Linked DNA regions of Homo sapiens: region 2 is linked to region 1. Evidence: chromatin contacts called from ENCODE Hi-C or POLR2A ChIA-PET data. All regions are on one chromosome and are shown on one strand. Each heading gives the region's core, a stretch centred on a gene start or an enhancer-like site at or near the end of the contact. The rest is flanking DNA. Distances are from core to core; before and after follow the strand shown. Region 1 holds the start of ODAD2 (outer dynein arm docking complex subunit 2). Region 2 overlaps MPP7 (MAGUK p55 scaffold protein 7).

What was found. A loop is a pair of places that touch in the nucleus more often than their neighbours do. ChIA-PET counts read pairs that join two places held with the same protein, here RNA polymerase II (POLR2A). Pooled maps may share reads with other maps.
Region 2: a map of endothelial cell of umbilical vein shows a loop between it and region 1 (5-fold over the local background). The contact joins the enhancer-like site here to the promoter of ODAD2 in region 1. A Hi-C loop is called at or near these places in 1 of 168 maps with a recorded cell type or tissue (endothelial cell of umbilical vein) and 1 of 50 pooled maps. POLR2A ChIA-PET finds 5 or more read pairs at or near these places in 2 of 52 experiments (T-cell and activated T-cell).

Annotation. Positions count from the first base shown.
Region 1 is chr10:27,996,019-28,001,647 of GRCh38, forward strand. It overlaps ODAD2 (outer dynein arm docking complex subunit 2), which reads right to left and starts at 3,061. Exons shown (of 20, transcript NM_018076.5): 1 at 2,976-3,061.
Region 2 is chr10:28,086,048-28,091,676 of GRCh38, forward strand. MPP7 (MAGUK p55 scaffold protein 7) reads right to left here. Exons shown (of 17, transcript NM_001318170.2): 12 at 3,624-3,794. Among named protein-coding and RNA genes, the nearest start is that of SNORD130, 15 kb to the left of the region's middle. RefSeq lists an enhancer at 2,760-3,959. Within about 2 kb of position 2,097, at least 4 of the 41 ENCODE cell types and tissues checked have a DNase peak (open chromatin) inside an H3K27ac peak, as active enhancers do; they include endothelial cell of umbilical vein, where a contact is called at or near this core.

The DNA.
Region 1 (5,629 bases), core at 1,811-4,310:
TGGCTAAATAGAAATTAGTCTGTAAAAGAAGATCTTTTAAAAAGTAACAAAATCTGTAACGTTAAATAAGAGCCAAGTTAGAAAGCACGTTCTGACTTCATAATGAACATTTAATGCTTTTTTGGCAGATAATCTATACTTGTTTCTTTTCTCTTTTGTATAGCACTTATTGATAAAATCTTTCTTCCAGAATATTAGAAGAATGGTTATACGGTTAAATATAGAATAAAATTGGCTTTTTACTCCCATCATTATTAAAAAGGCTTAAAGTACAAAGATTAGACTTGGAGATTTTACATTCTGTACTGTATTAAATCTTTGAACTATCTATTAAATTCAATCACAGGAGATCACTGGATGGCAACAGGGCAGTACTTCCTGCTGATAAAGAGTATAGAAATATTATAGAGATGTCTAGTTATCAACATGATAGGAAAGGGGGCATTATCGGCCTTTAGTGTTGAGGACCGACAATGTAAAATATCCTGTGCAGGATAGTACCTCAGAAGGAAGAATTCTGCTGTAACCTCCAGGCATCTAGTAAGTGAAAAACTTCAGATAAGCACTACCTGAGCCTAGAATTTTTCTGCACTTTGCAAAAATTGCAGAGTATTTTGTCACAGTTTTATTACACCCTGAATTTTCCAGAATTGTAGCTACCATAAACGAAAAGAAGGTTGTACATATTTTGTTTTACATGGAATTTTACCAAGAGCTCAGCATTTTGGAAAATGACACCATTGATGGCAATGTTATTTGAGAAATTTAAGTTGCAATGGCACATCTGTATCAGTCTGCATTTGGGGCTGCTGTGTTCACAGTCATTCTGTGTAAGGCTGGACATCTGACTACTTCCCTATATATTCTAGTGTAGTGGTACTTGAGCGTTTACATGCCAATCTTTTCTTACAATTATTTTCTTTCATTTTACAGTTAGCACACTATCAATATTTAAAACTATATTAAATATGTAAGATTATAATCTATGATATTGATTTCAGGATAGCAAAGCAGCCTTACAACATATATGCTATAAAAACCAAGTACTGGATCAGATAGGGTGGAGAACAACTGATCCAGACATATATACCAAAGTGGTCATGAAATAAAGTGCAGAAATTAGTGCACAAATTTGTTCTGGGTGTTTGTTTTAGTATTCTAGCATTTTGTTTCTATTGCTAACCGATGAGAAATGCTTTAGATTTAAACACATAAACATGTTCTGATGTGTATGTGTGAGACTCTTGAATTTCCCATTGTTGTGTAAAATAAGTGCAAATCAGTGTAAAATAGTGTGAAATAAGTGCAAATAGCTTTATCTTATACAGAAAGGCTTAGGTGAAAGTTCTGTCTGTCTTTAATCTTAAGTATAACATTTGTTTTGGTAATCTTATAAAGATTGCTTCTTGCACATTTTTAAAGAAAAAATGCGAAATTAAATAGATTATGTAACGCTATGGTAGTCAACATACCATATAGTAACTTCTTGAAGGACCCTTAACACAGAATTAAGAAATGCAAAATCGTTATTTTCGTCAAGATAAATTTTGACAGAAATGTAACATTTGAATCTATTCAAATTGTATTTCCAAGTCTAGTGAACCGTAGCAATGCACAAGTTTTATTCAAGAAGGTTGGTGAGTTTAAGAAAACCTCAGGGTGGCCTATGACAATCCAGAAGGCAAGATCAATGTTATTAGAAAATAAATAAATAAATAAATGGTGTTCAAAAATGGTCGGCATAACTCAAAACTAAGATTTTAAAATCAAGACCAGTTGCTCCCCGGTTTCTGCCCATTGCCAAGCTCTTTTGGCTTAAGAACCATAGTTAAAATGAATCCATGTAAATACACAGCACACACCTTTGAAGTAAAGAAAGTAAGTTTAAAGATTAAAAGGAAAAAAGTTTTGGTTACGTGTTTACATAAACTGGGATGTTTACATAAACTGGGAATCACTTAGCACTCATTTTTCTCTTTATCCAATAGATACCACAGATTGTTTTTCTTTCTAAAGGTCAATTTCAAGCTTCCAGCATCATTAGTGAAATGAAACCCATTCGGTAATCACATCGTTAACACTTAAACAGAAGCACAACCGAATTCTTTAGGGGGCTACGGAAAGGCAGCCATCAGCTCTGAGATCTATGAAATGTGGTTGGTAACATCCACGGGGAGTCCGCGCATACACTGCTTTCTGAGAATGCAGAAGTTACTCAGTAAGACCGACAGAAAATCGAACTTTTAGACATGACATGAACAGGGCCCTAAGTAAAACCAAAGCTAAGCCTAGTGTGGGATGACGGCCCCCACCAGACTCGTTACAAGAAGGGGGCGTCAGAGCTGAGACCCTAAGTTTCCAGGAATGGATTCGGTAAGGGGACGAGGAGGGAAGGGACGGCGAAAACCACGCTGGGAGCGGGAGGCAGAGCTGCAAAGGGCGGAGGAGAAAGACGGGCTGGGGGAAGGAGAGGCAGGGAAGCGGCGGGAGAAGTGGAGAGCGGATCCGGGAGGTGATGGGGCCGAGGTAGTGCAGAGAGGGGCGCAGGGACTGAGGAGCAGACGGTCCCCAACCTAGGGCCGAGGCAGGGTCTCGCGGGGAGGAAGGAGTGAGATGGGGCTGGGAGAGAGAAGGGAAGGGGGCGGGTCTTGGTCCCCGGGAGGGAAAGGGGAGCAGGCGAGAGCGGCAGCGGCGGGGCCAGAGAGCCGCCTCTGTTTCCCGATCCACGCGGGCGGCTGCAGAACCCCTGCGGGGGTGAGCGTGGAGACCCCCAGCCGCACTCACCTGCAGCACCCTGCCCCCCGCAGTCGGCGCCCGCCTGTTGCTAGGACGCGGGTCAACACTGCGCGCCCTGCGGCCGCGCACGCCGGCGCCCTTGTGGGAGGCCTACAGGGCCCGTGCCCTCCCCCGGGCGCCGCCGCCGCCGCCTTCCGCTCCCAGCCTCACCCGGCCGCGACCGCAGCCCAGTCCGTTACCCTGGTCTCGGGACCTCCGCGCATCCAAGATTCCCGCGGACCCGTTGCACCGTATGCCCGCGCCAGAGACGCTCTGCGCCCGCGCTGGGTTCCACCCGCCCCGGCCACCTGCTGCTTTCCGCTCGGCCCCTCCCGGGAAACACTTTTATTCAACTTTGCATCTCCCTTTCTCAAACACTTTTATGCAACTCCCGAGTGTGCACCCTAACTCACTCCACGCGGTGGGAAAGGTTGACTTTGACAGAGGTCGTGAGCAGTTGCGGGGTCGGCGGCAAGTTAGCAGAAAACTTAAAATGGAGCAGAAAGGAAGCAGAAAATATTCCTTAGAAACCCCTTTTTACATTTTTCCATAGGCTTCCAGACAAGTGCGTTGTATGTACCTGAAATCTTCACTGAGTACCCCCAAATAGCATAGGGCTTCTCCTAGGATATTTGAGGCTTACATGTTTCTCTCCAAAAAAACAAATATGGTAGAATACTCTGATACTCACCGGGAAAGCAGAAAGCGCTCTTCAATAGGGCAGAGGATCGGAGTGAAATGAAAACATGTCCCCCATCTCTTTTTTTAAATGGCCTTTACCTTTGTCCATTAAGATGGTTTTGACCCCACCTCTAGACACCCTACCAGCAAGAGCCCCAACTGGAACACCAGTGAGGGATAAAGGAGTGGGAATATTGAGGTGGGGGGGGATGGGGAAGAATGCACTATCTTGGGGTGGGGGGACACGGTGTTTAAGGACCAATGCCGGAGCACTTAGGATGATGGGGTGTTTAGGAATTAAAACTGGATTCTTTTCCGGATGCCAAAGAGGCAAATGTGGAATGATGTTAGGATATCACCTGTCATAATATTATACGGATTCAGCTCAAAGCAGAACCTTTCTGCAAACACGTAGGGATATGAGGTATAGATATTTGTCCTTTGTTTTGGGTTTTTTGGAGGGTGGGGGACGAAGTCTGGCTCTATCACCCAGGCTGGAGTGCAGTGGCACGATCTCGGCTCACCGCAACCTCTGCCTCCCATCTCGGCTCACCGCAACCTCTGCCTCCCGGGTTCAAGAGATCCTCCCCCCTCAGCTTCCTGAGTAGCTGGGATTACAAGAATGCGCCGCCATGCCCGGCTAATTTTTGTACTTTTAGTAGAGACGAAGTTTCACCATGTTGGCCAGGTGGGTCTTGAACTCCTGACCTCAAGTGATCCACCCACCTCGGCCTCCCAAAGTGCTAGGATTACAGGCATGAGCCACCATGCCTGGCCTGTTTTGGGTTCTTTTCTTCTCTTTTTGAAAGTGCGAAAGTTGTTAGGAATGGAATAGTTTCACCTAAAGGAGATACTACCTGCAGAGAAGCTTAGACTTGCAACCAGTGAGAAAGGGGCTTATGCTAATAGGTATACAGAGAAGCCCTTTTAAAAATGGGTGGATTACAGTCTGAGACAACAGCATCACACCTGTGGCGGTAATGCAGGTCACAACCTGGTGAGGAGCAGAGGGCATCCTTCGGAAGGATCCTGGAGTAGTCCCAGTCCTGGAAGCAAGGAAGCTTCTGTGGGTACTTTAGTTCCTCTGCACATTTTAATCAGCTGTATGACATAAGGGAGCATTACTGGGTCCAATGTGGATGCCAGCCAGAGATCTTCCAAGTTCAGGACATTTCACCTTGGTTTGCAAAGCTGGAAAAAGCCAGAACCCACCAAGATCTGAGCAACTATGTCGTTGTTTGCCAAATTCATGCCAAGTTGCTTAATCTGATGCCAAAATGTGAATTTATTTTACCGGATATTTTCCAAGCAAAAATAACTTAATAATATTTAAATCTGAAGAAGTCCCAGTCGCCTCTTTCCAATTTTTCCTTGTCGTGATGAAACACTACCTGGGCCCAGTCACTCCCTGAAGGATTTATCATGACTTGTTTTTTTTTTTTCTTTTTTTTTTTTTTGAGACGAGGTCTCATTCTGTCACCCAGGCTGGAGTGCAGAGTGCAGTGACATAATCATAAGCATAGCTCACTGCAGCCTCTGATTCCTGGGCTCAAGTGATCCTCCAGCCATGGCCTCCGAAAGCACTGGGATTACAGCCATGAACCACTGTGCCTGGCCATAACTTGTCTTTGCCTTGTTGCCCATCTGCTACCCCTACAAGGTAAGCTTTATGAAAATAGGGAGCTTTTCTGCCTCCTTCAAGTCTGTACTCCTAAGATCTAGAAGGATGACTGGCACGTAGAAGGAGCTAAATTCATGAATCGCCTAGTCAAAGATGCCTTGCTTCCTGACACTCTTCACCAAGCACCAGAAAGGCAAGGCCCACATTTTCTTAGGGTTAATAGAACCAGCCTGAGGATTCTAAGTAGCCGTGATCTTGGAAAGAGCCTTCATCACTGAGGGCACACCCGGGGTTTGCTGTACCAGAGGCCTTTACCAGCCCTGCCCATGGCTAGAGTGCAAGCACATGGTGCAGCGCTGTCCACTGAAACTTTAGAGAAAATCTGCCACAGGCTCCTGGGAAAAACTTGATAGTTTTTGGTCCACCTCCGCAACATTACGTCATCTACAGCAGGGACCCCACCCACACGCCACACCTTCTGTCAGATCAGCAGTGGCATTAGGTTCTCATAGAAGCATGAACCCTATTGTGAACTGTGCATTCGAAGGATCT
Region 2 (5,629 bases), core at 847-3,346, 89 kb after region 1:
CAAACACCGCATGTTCTCACTTATAAGTGGAAGTTGAACAATGAGAACACATGGACACAGAGAGGGGAACATCACACATCAGGGCCTGCGGGGTGGGGGCAAGGGGAGGGAGAGCATTAGGACAAATACCTAATACATGCAGGGCTTAAAACCTAGATGACGGGTTGATGGGTGCAGCAAACCACCATATGGCACATGTATACCTATGTAACAAACCTGCATATTCTGTACATGTATCCCAGAATTTAAAGGAAAGTAAAGAAAGAAAGAAGAGAAAACAATGAAAGAAAAAAAGCAAAGCACTTGGCCCCAAAACAGAGTCCACATTCAATTCAGAATTCGGGTACCAGGAACCCAAAGGCCAAAGGGGAAACAGGGCAACTGAAGTGCATACAATTAATCTCTTTACTGATGATTTCAGCCAGATGAATTTTAGTGCAATCAGTGATCACGGATCAGGACAATTAGCATTCAGACAGGAGAAGCGAAAATACCTCAGGTCATTCTATGATTTTTGGCTGACAATAGAATGTGGTGATATATAATTCTGGGAGCATTATTTTGCCTCAAAAGGTAGCTGGAATGATGCTGTGATATTCTTTTGTCCTGACGACCGTTTCAACTGCTGACCAGTAGGGCTGGGGTTCCATTACACAGTTTTGAGGAGGCTGATTAAGGCACACCCATGAAGAAAGGCCAAGTTGTGTCAGAGGAGTTTAAAGCTTCAGAGAGTTCCAGATCCACTATATCGGGGAAAGCCCACCAGAGTCTATCCCCCGCTGAATACAGCCCAAACCTCTGGACAGCGCACAAAAGGCAACAACCTAGGGACTCTGAAAGGCAAACAAAACCAGGCAGAGTGTAGATGGAGTCAAATCTGGAGAGGTGGCCTCCAAGATAATGAAGTTTCCCATTTTATTTTTCCCTCTAGCTATAGTCTCGATGTTTGTCCCCCCAAATTGCGTGTTGAAATTTGATCCCAGCATTGGAAGTGGGGCCCAAGGAGAGGTGTTTGGGTCATAAGAGCAGATCCCTCATGAATAGATTAATGCCCTCCCTGGCGTGAGGCAGTGAGTGAGTTTTCACTCTATTTGTCCCCCAAGAAAGCTGGTTGTTAAAAACAGCCTGACATCCCACCACTCCTGCTTCCTCTCTCTCCACGTGATCTCTGCACACACAGGATTCCCTTCGCCTTCCACAAGTCAAAGCAGCATGAGGCCCTCGCCAGATGCCCAAACTTCCAGCTATTAGAACCATCAGCCAAACAAATCATTTTTCTTTATGAATTACCCAATCTCAGGTATTCCTTTACAGCAACACACAACAGACTAACACATGCCTTTTTTTTTCTTTCTTTCTTTTTTTAATTAGAGAATCTTGCTCTGTTGCCCCGGCTGGAGTACCGTGATGCAATCTCAGCTCACTGCAACCTCTGCCTCCCAGGTTCAAGCAATTCTTGTGCCTCAGCTTCCCAAGAAGCTGGGACTACAGGCGCCTGCCACTACACCTGACTAATTTTTATACTATTAGTAGAGACAGGGTCTTGCCATGTTGGGCAGGCTGGTCTTGAACTCCTGACCTCAAGTGATCCTCCTGGCTTAGCCTCCCAAAGCGCTGGGATTACAGGCATGAGCCACTGCGCCCAGCCTCAATGCCATTTTATTACATGTCTTTCCCCTTGGCTGAGGAGAAGAGGCAACAGGGACAGAAGAGATGTTGCTGTGATCTGTGCTGGTGAAGGAGGCAGCACAGAAGGGACAGTGAGGTGGGAGAGGAGCAGGAGGTCTCAGGTAGCCCCATTGAGCTGGGAAATGCATGTTCTCTCAGCACACCTCTATAAGGATGAGAAGCAGGGCACTGTAAGCTATAAATAAATTCTTCCTCCTCCTCCTTGAGGAGGCTCAGTATAAATGAATTAGGAGATGTGGACATTATTAATAAAGGAAATTTTGAATTTCTTTTGAAGTATGTGAATATGTGTTTCAAAATAATGCAAACAATCTTAATATGTAATGATGCTAGTGTTCACTTCCAGGACCTACAGATGTGAGAAATTGCATCATTTCCCATGAGTCACCCACCATTTCTCAATGAACAGCATGGGTTGTAACCTTTCAAAGGACTCCATCTTACTAAGATGGGGTAATTCTCAGGTTCTCCATTGATTCTCATTTCCATAAGTATCATCACGAGTTTATAAAAGAACAATTAACAAGAGTGATATGGTTTGGCTCTGTGTCCCCACCCAAGTCTCATGTTGAACTGTAATTCTCAATGCTGGGGGAGGGACCTGGTGGGAGGTAGCTAGATCACAGAGGTAGATTTCTCCCATGATATTCCCACGATAATGAGTTCTCAGGAGATCTGATGGTTTAAAAGTATGTGGCACGTCCCCTGTCGCTCTCACTCTCTCTCTCCCCTGCTGCCATGTGAAGCCCGCTCCTGTTTCCCCTTCACCTTCTGCCATGCTTGTTAAGTTTCCTGAGGGCTCCCAGTCATGCTTCCTATATAGCCTGTGGAACTGTGAGTCAATTAAACCTCTTTTCTTCATAAATTACCCAGTCTCAGGTAATTATAGCAGTGTGAGAATGTACTAACACTAAGAGACACCATGCTCTTCTACTCCAAAACTTTTCTAAAATCATTGGCTTTGATCCTGGAAGTTTAAATATCTCTCGCTACATTTTTAAAGAAATGCATTGAGGATGAAGTGAAGATACATGGAGCTTGTGGCTACTCACATCTGTGAAGGGTGCACAAGATAGATGCTAGGATGCAAATCTGAGTCAAGGCAATCGATGTTTGTGAAAATACCCACATTCCTTTATTAACTGCCTTTTTATTTTGAGACAGAGTCTCGCTCTGTCACCCAGGCTGGAGTGCAGTGGCGCGATCTTGGCTCACTGCAACCTCCACCTCCCAGGTTCAAGGGATTCTTCTGCCTCAGCCTCCTGAGTAGCTCGGACTACAGGACTGTGCTACCACGCCTGGCTAATTTTTGTATTTTTGTAGAGATGGGGCTTCAATGTAGAGATGGGGCTTCACTGTAGAGATGGGGCTTCACCATGATGGCCAGGCTGGTCTCAAACTCCTGACCTCAAGTGATCCTCCCACCCTGGCCTCCCAAAGTGCTGGGATTAAAGGTGTGAGCCACGGCACCCAGCCAATTATCAACTTTAAAGCGACTTTGCTGACTCTCTAGCTTGAAATATCCTAGAACTCTGCTGTAATACTTTATTTCACTGAAGGTCTAAATGCCATCTGAAGCTTGTACCATGCTGCTGCCTCAAAATGCTTTGAAACGAACTTGCATTGTGTTCAAAAATATTCACTTCTATTATTTAATTGCCCTGATGTATGCTTCATATATTACAACAGTGTTTGCTATCCCCACTTGACAAAGGTTCCACTAAAACGACAGTACCGTTCTTCAGAAATGTCTTAAAAGTCTCTGCAAGTCAATTACGTACAAAAAACTAAAGATTTTGTTTCAGAGACAAGACAAAAGGTGTTGAAGGGGAGGAGATTTTTAGCTTGAAAACTTCAAGTATGATTCACTTTGAAGAGAAATTCTTACTAGCTCACTCATTTCCTCAGAATTACTCACAGAAACAAGCACTTACCAACCAAGACAACGAGTCTGTATTTTTCATTAGTTTGTCGCCGATACGGTGTCACTTCTTCGTATGTGGGTACGTCAGCTGTGTCGTACTGATCACTCTTCTTGCATTCATACATGGATTTATTTGTTTTCTTATCTTTTCTACTAAGACGAAAACTTTTTCTAAAACCAGCTGCAAATATTAAAATAAATATATTTTTAGTAACATCAACCAAAAAAGAAACCCTCAAAAAAAAAAAACCCTCAGAGTTGGGTTGGATTTTATTTACCATAATATTGGGTTTTTAAAGTTAAAACCCTAATGTTTTAGAGACAGGGTCTCACTCTGTTGCCCAACCTGGAGAGCAGTGGCGCCATCACAGCTTACTGCAGTGTTGAACTCCTGGGCTCAAGCGATCCTCCCACCTCAGGCTCCCAGGCAGGTGGGATTACAGGCACACATCACCACGGCTGGTTAATTTTTAAAATACTTTGTAGAGACAGGGTCTTGCTACGTTGCCCAGGCTGGTTTGAACTGCTGGCCTCAAGCAATCCCCCCAGTTTAGCTTCCCAAAGTGTTGGGATTACAGGCATGAGCCACTGTGCCTGGCCTATTCATCATAATATTGTTAGAAATGCATTCAGTAAGAAAAAAATAATAGTACACAATTTTATAAAAACAATAACTTAGATTTAATATTTATTTATGTAGTTATAATAATGTAAATTTTATTTGGTTTAAACAATAAAGAGCTCTGTTGAAAAATCATTGAGTAAAATAACTATAATAAAGCAAAATAAGTCAAAAATCATAATTTATCAAGAACTGATTGGTAAACACATTTGATATGAAAAAGTTAAAAACACTGTAAAAGCATTTTAAATGTAAACAATAAGTTCTCTCATTCATGAACATGAACAAAGTTTCTATTACATCCTAAGCATAACCTCACAACGTACCCATGGCACAGGCAGCATCTATTGTTAAACAAAAAGAAAACTAAATTAGGGAGTGTGTAGTGTAGCGTGTGCTTATGCGTCAGTCAGGCTGACAGAACAAAGCTCACCCAGTCAACAATTAGTTGATCTTCAGCAAGTCAGTTAACTTTAACTGGACTCCAGGGGATGGAATAAATCATCAAGCCTCAGGTTCTTTTCTCTAATGGAAATTCTATGCTTTCATAATGTGACACATATGAAATTAAGAAATAGAGCCAGCCACGGTGGCTCATGCCTATAATCCCAGCACTTTGGGAAGCCAAGGAAGGAGGGCAGATCGCTTGAGCCCAGGAGTTTAAGACCAGGTGGGGCAACATGGAGAAACCCCATCTCTACTAAAAATACAAAAAAATTAGCTAAGTGGTGGTGCACACATGTAATCTCAGCTACTCGGGAGGCTGAGACAGGAGAATCGCTTGAACTCAGGAGACAGAGGTTGCAGTGAGCCAAGATCGCACCACCGTACTCTAGCCTAGGTGACAGAGTAAGACTCCATTTCAAAAACAAAACAAAACAAAAAAACCCTTATATATATTTTATATCAGCTGCAAAGTTCAAAATAAAATGCAAGTACATTTTAAAGGTATAAAAATACATTCTCTTCAAAAAGAATATTCATCAACTTTGATAAACAGATAACTTTTTTTTTTTTTTTTTGAGATGGAGTTTTGCTCTTGTTGTCCAGGCTAGAGTGCAATGGCATGATCTCGGCTCATTGCAACCTCCGCCTCCTGGGTTGAAGTGATTCCCCTGCCTCAGCTTCCCGAGTAGCTGGGATTACAGGCGCATGCCATCACGCCCGGCTAACTTTTGTATTTTTAGTAGAGACGGGGTTTCACCACATTGGCCAGGCTCATCTCAAACTTCTGACCTCAGGTAATCCGCCCTTCTCAGCCTCCCAAAGTGCTGGGATTACAGGCGTGAGCCACCATGACCAGCCATAGATATCTTTTTTATAAACAGAGGTATTTTGTAACAAAATGAAAAAAATGTAATAACTAATCTGTGTGGATTTTAGTGAATATAGTC